Regions from separate parts of the Mus musculus genome. Here region 1 is linked to region 2. Evidence: chromatin contacts called from ENCODE Hi-C data. All regions are on one chromosome and are shown on one strand. Each heading gives the region's core, a stretch centred on a gene start or an enhancer-like site at or near the end of the contact. The rest is flanking DNA. Distances are from core to core; before and after follow the strand shown.

Evidence for each region. A loop is a pair of places that touch in the nucleus more often than their neighbours do.
Region 1: a loop to region 2 is called in a map of heart, with 2.7 times the contacts of the local background. The contact joins the promoter of Fam98a here to the promoter of Ltbp1 in region 2. A Hi-C loop is called at or near these places in 8 of 37 maps with a recorded cell type or tissue (heart and left cerebral cortex).

Annotation. Positions count from the first base shown.
Region 1 is chr17:75,549,229-75,554,795 of GRCm38, reverse strand. Fam98a (family with sequence similarity 98, member A) reads left to right here and starts at 2,850. Exons shown (of 8, transcript NM_133747.2): 1 at 2,850-3,055. The coding sequence starts at 3,003.
Region 2 is chr17:75,003,632-75,009,005 of GRCm38, reverse strand. It overlaps Ltbp1 (latent transforming growth factor beta binding protein 1), which reads right to left and starts at 3,477. Exons shown (of 34, transcript NM_019919.4): 1 at 2,645-3,477; 2 at 1,605-1,675. The coding sequence starts at 3,120.

The DNA of each region.
Region 1 (5,567 bases), core at 1,601-4,100, 550 kb before region 2:
CACGCTACAATGTTGTCTGTCTTTTTTATGTTTTAATCCTCACTCCCGCACTGGAGAACCTGTAGACTGACTGAGCGGGCTTGGTCATAGGAGCACATTCAGGAGCTTCAGAGAAAGCAGTGATGAACATAATGTACTTTGCCAGGGTCCCTGGCTGACATCATCAGCTGTCTGAACTCCACAGGAACTTCTCATTCTCTCCCTGGCTCAGTAAGACTGGTGGTCAAGACCATGAATGGCTACATTACATTATAACTGGGATTCATATGCACCAAGGTGGCCCAAAAAAAAAAAAAGGCTCAGTTCCAAAAAGTGCAACCCAAAGCAAGCCTGGACGTGGCATGAACCAGCATTTGTCTGCTTGAAGCCTTTAGTCTACTGTTCAGAAATGAAGTGTGTGCCACTGTGGGGCTCTGTGAGTCCTCATTGGGTTGGTCAAGATGCCAGATACAAAGTCTTTGGGTTTATACTGATTGACTGACTCTCTAGTCAGAAGTGGAGATTTCTGACACAGTAGATCACCTGAAGAGTCTGCAAACACAAGGAGATAAGTGGGCTTACACACCTGCAACTCACAGAGTTGTGATCCTGGAAAGAGCTGTACAAGTTCTACCACACTATTGTAAATCTTTTTTGGAGAAGCTGAGGGATGCTGAAATAATCCTCAGCTACACTGTTAGAGTAATATGTTTATAAAATTCATACTTAATAAGGTAGGATACTCATGTCTGCATAAAGGTGTTTATAAAAACCAGACCACAGATTGTTTCTGGAATCCTTTGTTGAGTTACAAAAGTTAAAAAAAATGGCAACATTTGAAACTGTGACTGACAGTACATCATGTTTCTAATGATAACCTTTGACTTTGCTTGATTTTCTTAAAAATTAAATGTCAGCGTTTAAAATAGTCTTGTGTAACAAGGCTGGGGGTCTGAGTTAGGAATAAAACCTTTTCTATTAAAAAACAACCTTTCATTGTTACTGTTTTTAGCACATTCAACATTTCCATGATAAAGAATCATTTTATTAAAATTATGTACAATATATACAGGCATAAAAAAATCAGATAATTAATTTCCCTATCTTTTCCCATTCTGCTTTTAATCCTTGTCTGAACAATCAAGTAAGTGTATGGATGCAAATACACTCAAGTTTCAGAATGCACTAATTGTTTACGAATGCTAAGGATCAGAAAGACACGGTGCTTCAGGTTGCTCATCTATATAATGCAAACAATGTTCATACAGCATTATAACCCTATACAATAATATGTTGATGCAAAATACTTTTTTTTCTTGATCCAAATATGAGTGACCATGACCCAGGTACAGACTCAGACTGCCCCACATAACATGTGCCAACACAGAACTGGTTCCACTGTCTGTATAGTTACACAATACCAACTCATAAGTCAAGGGATTATTTCTTCAGATATATTGGTGGGGACAGCAGGTGAGAAGTTTACAGTGATGTGGAGAGAACTTAGCTGTTATCTGATGACACTTGTGGCTTTGAGTAGGCAGAAGCTAATTTGGATGTTTACACATCCCAAAAGTTTTACCTGATAGCCAAAATGAGGTTAGGTCACACAGGATGGGCCAGGGTGGGCTCTTAAGGGGACTAATGACAGTCTGACAGAACCTTGGCTCTGGATTTGCAACTTTTCCCAATCAGGAAATTAGAATCAATGAATACACCTTGAAGAATATTTAACTTTAGGGGAGCTTTCTTGGAGAAGCCAGGTCGCTCATGGGTCAAGAGGATAGTCACTAGAACAGTTAGTGCATAACCTTCTCCCAACCCATGTTACACAAAATAAATAACTAAACCATGAATTACTACTGACAGAGAATGCTTATCCATTAGACATGAAAGTGGAAACTACAAAATAAAACGTAAGAATAAGTTTAAAACCAAATGACTACACAATATAACAACATGGCAATTCATAGATAAATATGATTTTCTAACTACATCATCTCTTTGAAAACGATTTCCTCCTTATTCAACAGTTCTTTCATAATAGAAAGCTACACCCAAGCATGGGTGGCCAAAAGTAATGACAACACTGAGCATGGTAGCAGATGCCTTTAATCTCAGCACTGGGAAGGCAAAGGTAGGTGGAGCTCTGTGAGTTCACAGCCAGCCTGGTCTGCATAGTGAGTTCCAGGCCATCCATGGCTCTATAAAACCCTGTATTAAAAAAAAAAAAAAAAAAGTCAACGGAGACAAAAAGTTGATCCATTGTCTAAACTGCATGTAATCAAATATACCCTATTGTATTCGATATGGAGTTATGCCCTTTCCCGTTAAAACAAAATGCGTGGTGTCTGGGGCAGACTCAAGAGGACAGGGACAAAAAAAAAAAAAAAAACTTTCCCTGGAGAAACTTTCTGAAGCATCCATACTGAGGAAAGCCACTTCTCTAACCGTGGACTCCAGAGGCTACACTGAAGAAAAATCAAATGGCATTTTCCTGGCTTTCATTGTTTTTGACCCGTCTAACCCCGCCCTGGGCTGTGGCTGGGAACGCACAAATTTGCCCTTCTGTGGTGACTCGCAGGTGAAAGGAGGACACGCATCTTCAATACCACAGCTGTCACTCTACAATCCCAGGCTGGATCCTGCTTCTGCTCCTCCCGCGCCTGCCTCGCCCCAAGCTGTGCACATGCGCATTCCAAGAGCTCCGCGCCCCCTGGCTGAGTCTCTGAGTCTCCCAGCCTCGGTGCCACGCCACCTGCCTTCCTGCCCTTCTTAGGGCAGCTAGCTTCACTACCCCATACTGGGCACGCGCACACCCGGCCATTTTTTTTTCCTCGGCCGGTGAGGTGGGGGCAGTGGGCGGAACCAAACTGCTTGCGCACGCTCGGGGCATGCGCAATACGGGGACTGAGGCGCCAGCTGTCGACTTGGAAGTTCCGGGGAAGGAGCGCATGCGCTAGGGTACGCGTTGCCGGCGAGAGGGCAGCCTGACGACTCGGAAATTTGAATACCACAGTAGCATGGAGTGTGACCTCATGGAGACTGACATCTTGGAGTCGTTGGAAGATCTAGGGTAAGACGGCGGGGGCATGAGTTTCTGAAAGTCCACTCTGCTAGAGCCCCGGCAACTCCTCGGGCGCCCGGTCGGAGCCACCTGCCTTGCCACTCCGCACCCGACTCCCGCCGGAGCTTCCCGCTGCTGGCCCAGGGACCCCCGGTGCCACGTCCACACCTACCCTGCCCACTGGGCTCCGACGGCCCTCGTCCTCCCCGGTGCTCCCCTACAGCCCAGCTACCCGCAGCGTGTCTCAGTCATGCGTGTCATTGTCTGGGCTCCGGTTCTCACCACCCCCCCACTCCCCAAGCTTTCTCTTCTTGCCTCCCGTCCTCCCACCCTACCCCCACTTTATGGTTTGCCAAAGTTGTATCTGCTTTCCTACTTGGCCCCAAGATTCCCTACTTCTTTCTTGAGCTTCTACCCCCCACCCTACTTCTCTGTCTCTCTCTCTCTCAAAAAAAAAAAAAAATCATCTTTGCTCAGTCATCTCTGCATGCACCTAGGCTTCCCAAAGCGCACGTCTGGGCGATGCAGCCGGCTGCTCTCAAGCCCGCTCAGCTGTGCACCTAACCTTTCAACCACCTGCTTTGGAAATGACAGTCAGTGACTTCAGACCTCCAGCACAGCCTCGCTGAACTCCAGCATTCCAGGGTCATCCTCACCCACCAAGAATCAGCATATTTGCATCTTGACTCTCAGTCATAGTCTTCAGTGTTTAGGAATTTGGAAATAAGGCTTATTTATCTTGTTTGGTCACCCAGATCAAGGTGCTTAAACTTGAGAACCTAGAGGCTCTTAGGCAAAAAAAAAAAAAAAAAAAAAAAAAAAAAAAAAAAAAAAAAGCCCTGCATGATTAAGTATTTGCCTGCGAATAACTATTTCAGGATAAAATCAGCGTAGAAGAAATGACGCACCGAGGTCCTCCTGCCTCTGGCACCTGAGAGCTATGATTAAAGGAGTGAGCCCCCATGCCCTGCCGATTGTTGTATTTTTAACTATAATCCTTAATCAAAGCTTAACTTTAGGCTTTTCCATGCCATGGAAATTCTTAAGGGACACCTTTCTTTAGGGAAGGACACCTTTGAGGTAGCCAAAGCGCAACCCATGTGACTAGCTTGGTGTCCTAGTAGGTACTGACCATAAAGGAAGCTTACTAACCATCGCTGTGAACATCAGCCGCTGTGGTCATTTCTTTGAATCACATTTTGTGCATAGCCCAGACTTGGCCAACTTAGTTCTTGCAATGGGCCACACGTAAGCCTTATTCTGTGGAACGGGTGCTTTTCAACGGGTGTCTAAAGATGATTCGCTTACTCAGTAAACATTTTTTTTGTGTGTGTGTGTGTGTGTGTGTTTTGTTTTTCGAGACAAGGTTTCTCTGTATAGTCCTGGCTGTCCTGGAACTCACTCTGTAGACCAGGCTGGCCTCGAACTCAGAAATCCGCCTGCCTCTGCCTCCCGAGTGCTGGGATTAAAGGTGTGCGCCACCACACCCGGCCAGTAAACATTTTTTAAGGGACACTTGCTCTGTGCCAGTGTGGGGTTTTCCTCAGGGTATAAGTTCACGTGGAAGCTCTGAGAAGCATACAATGAAAAGCCCCGAGGAGGGTCTCTTCCCTTGAAAAGGTAGTGTTGCAGGAGTAGAACCAGAAGAGTTCTGGGATATTCCGTGCAGGTGAAGATCAGCTGACTGGCTGCAGTGGAAGAGCTTGCTTCCATTACTGTTCCTTTATCCTAATGATGTTTTCTTGTCTGGCTTACTACAACTAATTATCCCTGCAACAATTGCCCTCAAGTAAATAGTTAGGTTGCATTGTAATATAAACCCTAGAGTTTTTAATGAAAGTTTATAATTAATTTTAACTTAGTGTGGTTACATTTAAATATTATTAAAAGTCACCATTAGTTGATTGCTGTGTATTTTTAAACAATTTGCTCAAAAATTACAGTTGAATACTATCTTTTTTTTCAAGACAGGTTTCTCTGTGTAGCCCTGGCTGTGCTGGAACTCACTCTGTAGACCAGGCTGGCCTCTATCTCTGAGATCCATCAGCATCTATCTGCCTCTAGAACAGTAAATGCTATCTTTTATCTCTAACCTAGCACAAGAAGGAAGGTAGCAGCTGCTGGCTGTTGAATGAATGTGGAACACAAGGAGGACTTTCTAAGCCTGGGCCTTTATTCAGATGTCTCTACTATCTACTATGTTGGGGGTTTTGTTTTTATGTGTATATGTGTGTGTGTGTGTGTGTATGTGTGTGTGTGTGTGTGTCAGTATATACCATGTGTATACCGGATATGTGAGGAGGCCAGAAGGAGGATCCAGATCCACTAGAACTAGAGTTATATGAAGTTGTGAGCTGACCAGTGTGGGTGCTGGGAACGGAACCCAGGCCCTCTGTAAGAGCAGCATGTGTTCTTGCTTGCTCAGCCATCTCTCCAGTTCCTCCCCTCTGGCCATCCCTTTTTTATCTAGTTCCAGGATGACAGTATAATTTTGTGTGAGTGTGGAAGATTTCTTTGTCAT
Region 2 (5,374 bases), core at 2,228-4,727:
TCACAACCATCTATCCCTCTCTAATCTATAGTTCTGGGGATCTGACTCCCTCCTCTGGCCTCTCCATGTACGAGGCATGTACATCGTGCACAGATGCATAAAAAATAGTTTGCAAACTAATAAAATACGTTAATGCTTACTCTTTTTTAGAGTGGAGGTAAATTTTTTCTATTCCCTGCTAACTTGTCGAGGGGTCTTCAACATGCATTTATCTTTATGTTACAATGTTTATAAGAAATGTTCTTCAGACCAAAGTGTGGACACTATGCCCCTTCTAAAAATTGGGAACAAAACACCCATGGAAGGAGTTACAGAGACAAAGTTTGGAGCTGAGACAAAAGGATGGACCATCTAGAGACTGCCATACCCGGGGATCCATCCCATAATCAGCCTCCAAACGCTGACACCATTGCATACGCCAGCAAGATTTTGCTGAAAGGACCCTGATATAGCTGTCTCTTATGAGGCTATGCTGGGGCCTGGCAAACACAGAAGTGGATGCTCACAGTCAGGTATTGGATGGAACACAAGGCCGCCAATGGAGGAGCTGGAGAAAGTACTCAAGGAGCTGAAGGGGTCTGCAACCCTATAGGTGGAACAACAATATGAACTAGTCAGTACCCCCAGAGCTCGTGTCTCTAGCTGCATATGCATCAGAAGATGACCTAGTCGGCCATCATTGGGAAGAGAGGCCCCTTGGTCTTGCAAACTTTATATGCCCCATTACAGGGGAACTCCAGGGCCAAGAAGTGGGAGTGGGTGGGTAGGGCAGTGGGGGGAGAGGGTCTGGGGGACTTTTGGGATAGCATTTGAAATGTAAATGAAGAAAATGAAGAAAATACCTAATTAAATACTTCGGTGTTCTTATATCTTTATGTGTGATTAGTATTTTTTAAAAATACTGTTAAGCATGTATATGAAGTAGGGAAACCCCAAGTGCAGGAGGATTCTGGAAAAAAATAACTGGGCTTCAAGGATGGAGGGTGCTTGAGGCTCTTCTCAGGAAGCTTTATATACTTTTAATATCGGACCTGGTTAGCTTAGGTCTGTAATTCCAGGAGGGGACAGGGCTGTGTGTACTGGTCCAGGAGTATGAATAGCTCATTGGTGGAGAGCTTGCTCAGCACCTAGGTAGCCTTAAGTTCGATCCCCAGTGTGCAACTATTCCTGTCTTATTCCAGGAAAGAATTCTCTACTTCCCATTCCGCCTTTGCCATCATGTCAACGAATGCTTTTTATTCGTTGGTGCAAACACGATAAAATGAATCGTATTTTGTTTTGGCACACAGCCTATGCTCAAGTGGGATTTTTCCCCCCCAAGTGAGACAGGCATAAGCATCGGGGTTGAGTGCAGGGGCATGCTGGATACCATAACCCTGAAGGACAAACATACTCCAGTCCTTCCTAGATGGTTATACAGGCTGCAGGTGTACTCTATTTCAGACTTCACCTTCCCAGGGGCAGTGCCTGCCTCTTCAAGAGGCCTCTGTAGAACCTCCCTAACCCAACCTGACCCTCTTCCTCCCACTCCACCCCCCCCCCACACACACACACAGCCCCACCTGGTCCACTGTGCAAGGCCCGCTGTGAGTACAGTGACTTACGTTTGGTGCACCTCTGGGAGCCAGGAGGTTTACTCCACCCGTGGCAGCACTGCCCTCCACAGACGTTGATCCTGAAACAAAGCGAGACCTCTGAGTCCAGCGCAGTGAACTCAAGCTTTCAGAGTGTTCCTGAAAAGCCAATCTCTTGCTTACACATTCCTCTCGATTAGAGAGAGAGCTCCAAAGTGTGCCCAGGATGCTCCACCCAAAGTTGCTCAAGTGGAAGGGTCAGGGACCATTCACCTGGGAAGGATGGAGGAACTAAGGGATGTGCATAAACAAGCATGGAGTCTTAAAATCCAAACAAACAGTTGTCTCTTAAACTCCAAATTAAAACAGAGTCAAATGTATTCTTCATATTCTCTGGGCCCACTTTGCTTCAGAGAGTAGTATCCCCCAGCCCCTCCCCCTCCCCCGTGCTGCCAAAAGAGTGAGATCACCCCGAGAATCCATCCCTGCGGGGGGGGGGGGGGGGCGTATGTCCAAATTAAGTCGCCCCCATCCTAACTTGTGATTAATGGGGTTAAAGCCGTTCAGTGGGGATACTTACCAGCACCGAATAACAAACTTTAATTCCTACTGCTGTTCACGTGGAGTCTCACCCCCAGCCCCTTACCAATTTAGGACCCACAGGTGCCAGGAAACCCAAGTATACAATTTCTGGGATGCTCAAGGAGAGCTGGGTCTTTAGAGCCAGCTTTCACTCACAATCCCTTTTTCATTAGGTAAACCAAAATAAAAAACCGAGTTGCAAGAAGTTTAATTGATGCCTTGGGATTAAGCTGTAGTGACTTCATGTTTACGCCCATAGTCTAGGAGCAGAAGGGTTTGCGCACAGGAGGTTACGCCCCGGGGAAGAAATAAATGCCTTTTGTGTTTCCCCCGCAGCTGGGTAACAATGCACTGAGAGTTAAACACCAGTAAAAAGTGAGCGGGCTTCCCCCGTGCCCACCCCTTCCCGCAGCGCCTCCGGCGGGGAGGAGACGGTTCCCGGGCCTCGGCGGGTCCCGGCGCGCGAGGCAGGCAGAGCGTGGGCTTACCCCTGCAGCTGCTGCTTCTGCTGAACCTGCAGTCTGGAGCCCCCGGCGCTCTGAGCGTCCTGCTGCACTTGGGAGCGCACGACTTGCCTGCCATGTTTGGCGAAGCGAGTGACCGCGGTCTGAGCACCCGCCTTAGAGTGGAGCTGCCGGCTGGGCCCCCCCGGACGCGCGGGCTCGGGTGGCAGCGGAGATCGGAGCCCCGGCAGGGCCGCGCCGCCGGGCTGGCTGGTGCGCCGGGTCCGCTCGGCTGGGGGCCCAGCCAAGGCGCGGCTGGAGGCGGCTGTTGAGCTCCGGCTGTACCTGGCGTCCAGTGCGACGTTGAAGGTCCGCGGGGGCCCAGCCAGAGGCAAGGCTCCGGCCGGCAGTCCCGGGCCCGGGCGCACCACGTACGTGATCCTCCGCACCCGGCCGTGCGCAGACCACGCTAGCAGCCCTGCCCAGAGCAGGAGACCCCACCTGAGCCAGGCTCCCGCCATCGCGGGCAGTCTCCGGCCGCGCGGCTCGTCCTGCCCCGGCGCGCTCCCTCGGTATCCCCAAGGACTCTGCGGAGAGCCCGTGCGCCGCGGGGTGGAGACCAACTGGGTGGCCGCAGGGGAGGGAGCTTTGCGGGCGGCTGAGCGGCAGCGGACCCCAGCCGGGAGTGGAGGCGAGCAGGGGGCGGGAGTTGGGGTGGAGAGGAGGGGAGGGGCGCGAGCTGCTCAAGGTGAGGGTCCCCTGGCTCAGACGAGGTGTCGCCGGGTGCGGCTGGGGTGCTACGGGCGCCAACCCCGCGAGGGTGAGCAAGGACGACCGTGAGCGCTGGACGCTCAGAGGCAGCCCCGGCTGCAAAGTCTTTTAAAAGTTTCTTCTCCCCGGTGGAGCCCTGTGTCAGATCTGAACAGCCAATCTGCAGCAGACGTGACGTCAGGCAGCAAATCCTAATTGGGGAAAGCTCGAGATGAGCCGGAGAATGAGCCGCCACCCTCCGCATCCAGATATTGGGGCTATGGGTCGGGTGGACAGGGATTCCCGCTCCCCAGCGCCAGGAAAAGACAAAGGGCTCAGCAAGGTGAGGGAACGGCCCTTTCCTTCTAGCAGCCGGAAAGGATTCGAGTAATACAGTTTGGAAGCGCAGGCACTTTTACTCGAGTTTGCTCGGATACTGTCTGCAGAAGTTGGATTAAAACACTAGGTCCGGTCCCAGAAAAGGCTATCCGAGGTAGCGTGAGCTGTCCATTGGAAAGTGATTAGCTCTATTAGTCTGAAGGAAGGTTTTCTTTAGGACTGCAACCTCCGGAAGACTTTGTGGTACCCTGCTCCTGACATTGGAGGGTCAAGAATGCGGGATGGGCAGCAGGGGGCGCCCGTGTAGATGAAGAAAATCGCAGAGGCTGCCCTGCCGGTGGTCCTTGCAGTGGAGTGGAATGGAGCATTTAGGAATTTCTCTCTCTCTCTCTCTCTCTCTCTCTCTCTCTCTCTCTCTCTCTCTCTCTCTCGTGCAAAACAGAGTTTGAAGAAAACCAGGAAATGACGTCTTTACTGCTAACATCTGAATTAAGACAATGTCAACAGAATGAATGCTGTTTTTACATGACTGCAATCAAAAGTCCATGATAATAACTGTATATTTTTTAAAACAATTTTTTAAAGGCCCGGGACTGGAGCAATAATTCAGTGGTTAAGTGCACTGGCTGCTCTTTCAGGGGACCTGGATTAGATTCCCAACCATCCAAAATTCCAGTTCCAGGAGGTTTGATGCTCTCTTCTGACATTCAGGCGCCCATACACATATTCAGACAAAGCAGTGACACACATAAAATAAATAAATATTTTTAAGTGAATTAAAAAGGGTCTTTTCCCAGGCTTGGGTTTTCTCACATATTAGTAATTTTGATTGTTCTTTGTTTGAGGGTTTTCCCTGCATCCGCTTAGGACAACTGATAGCAAGTGAGAATAATTTCAGAAATACTGATAGTGGGAAAAATCATTCCAAGCTGAGGACTAATCTAGTCACCTACTTTTCTCTGCACATTACAGAAATACTGGTGAGCGTTTGCTCTGAGGGAAGTGGGCCTGGAGGCCAGCAGCCTGAACACAGGCTTCCAGAAGGAGCACTGTCTGAGAGAGTCACTACCATCAAAGAAATAGCTCTGGTCGCGGGGAGGAGACCAGGGCTCCAGATAAAATGATCACTAATGGCTACAGGCCACGGACACTTCACCTTTCCTCTCAGAAGCTCTGCTTTCTCAACACACACACACACACACACACACAAACTGGGTGAAAAGCCCCTCCCAGCCCTGAACAGGATAACTCCAGTCCAACCTTAGAGCTGGGTTAAAGTGAACCAGATGAAAAGAAGGGTCAAGACACTGTCCCAAGTCTGCAACTTTGAGTTCTAGATGCAAAAGTACAAGGGAACAAATGCCTACCAAATGCCCGCTGTGCAAAAGACCAGCAGATACACAGCATCTTTGTATCTATCTAGAGCTACAAAGTATCCTGGGGCACAAAGCCTTTGTGTAAAGGAAACCTATCTGGTTGAGGAAACAAGATCTAAATAAAGCATTAAAGAAGCTAAGCAGCTGAATTAAGTAATGCTTAGAGAAAAATAACAGAAATCTCACAAGGCACTGCTTGATTTCCATGGTCCTAGAACCTAGTTTAGCCCATAATTCTTTGTCATCTTGTGGACAATTCGTAACAGAGAATGTTTCCTAGCTGCAAGTCAAACCTGCCCCGATGAAGATT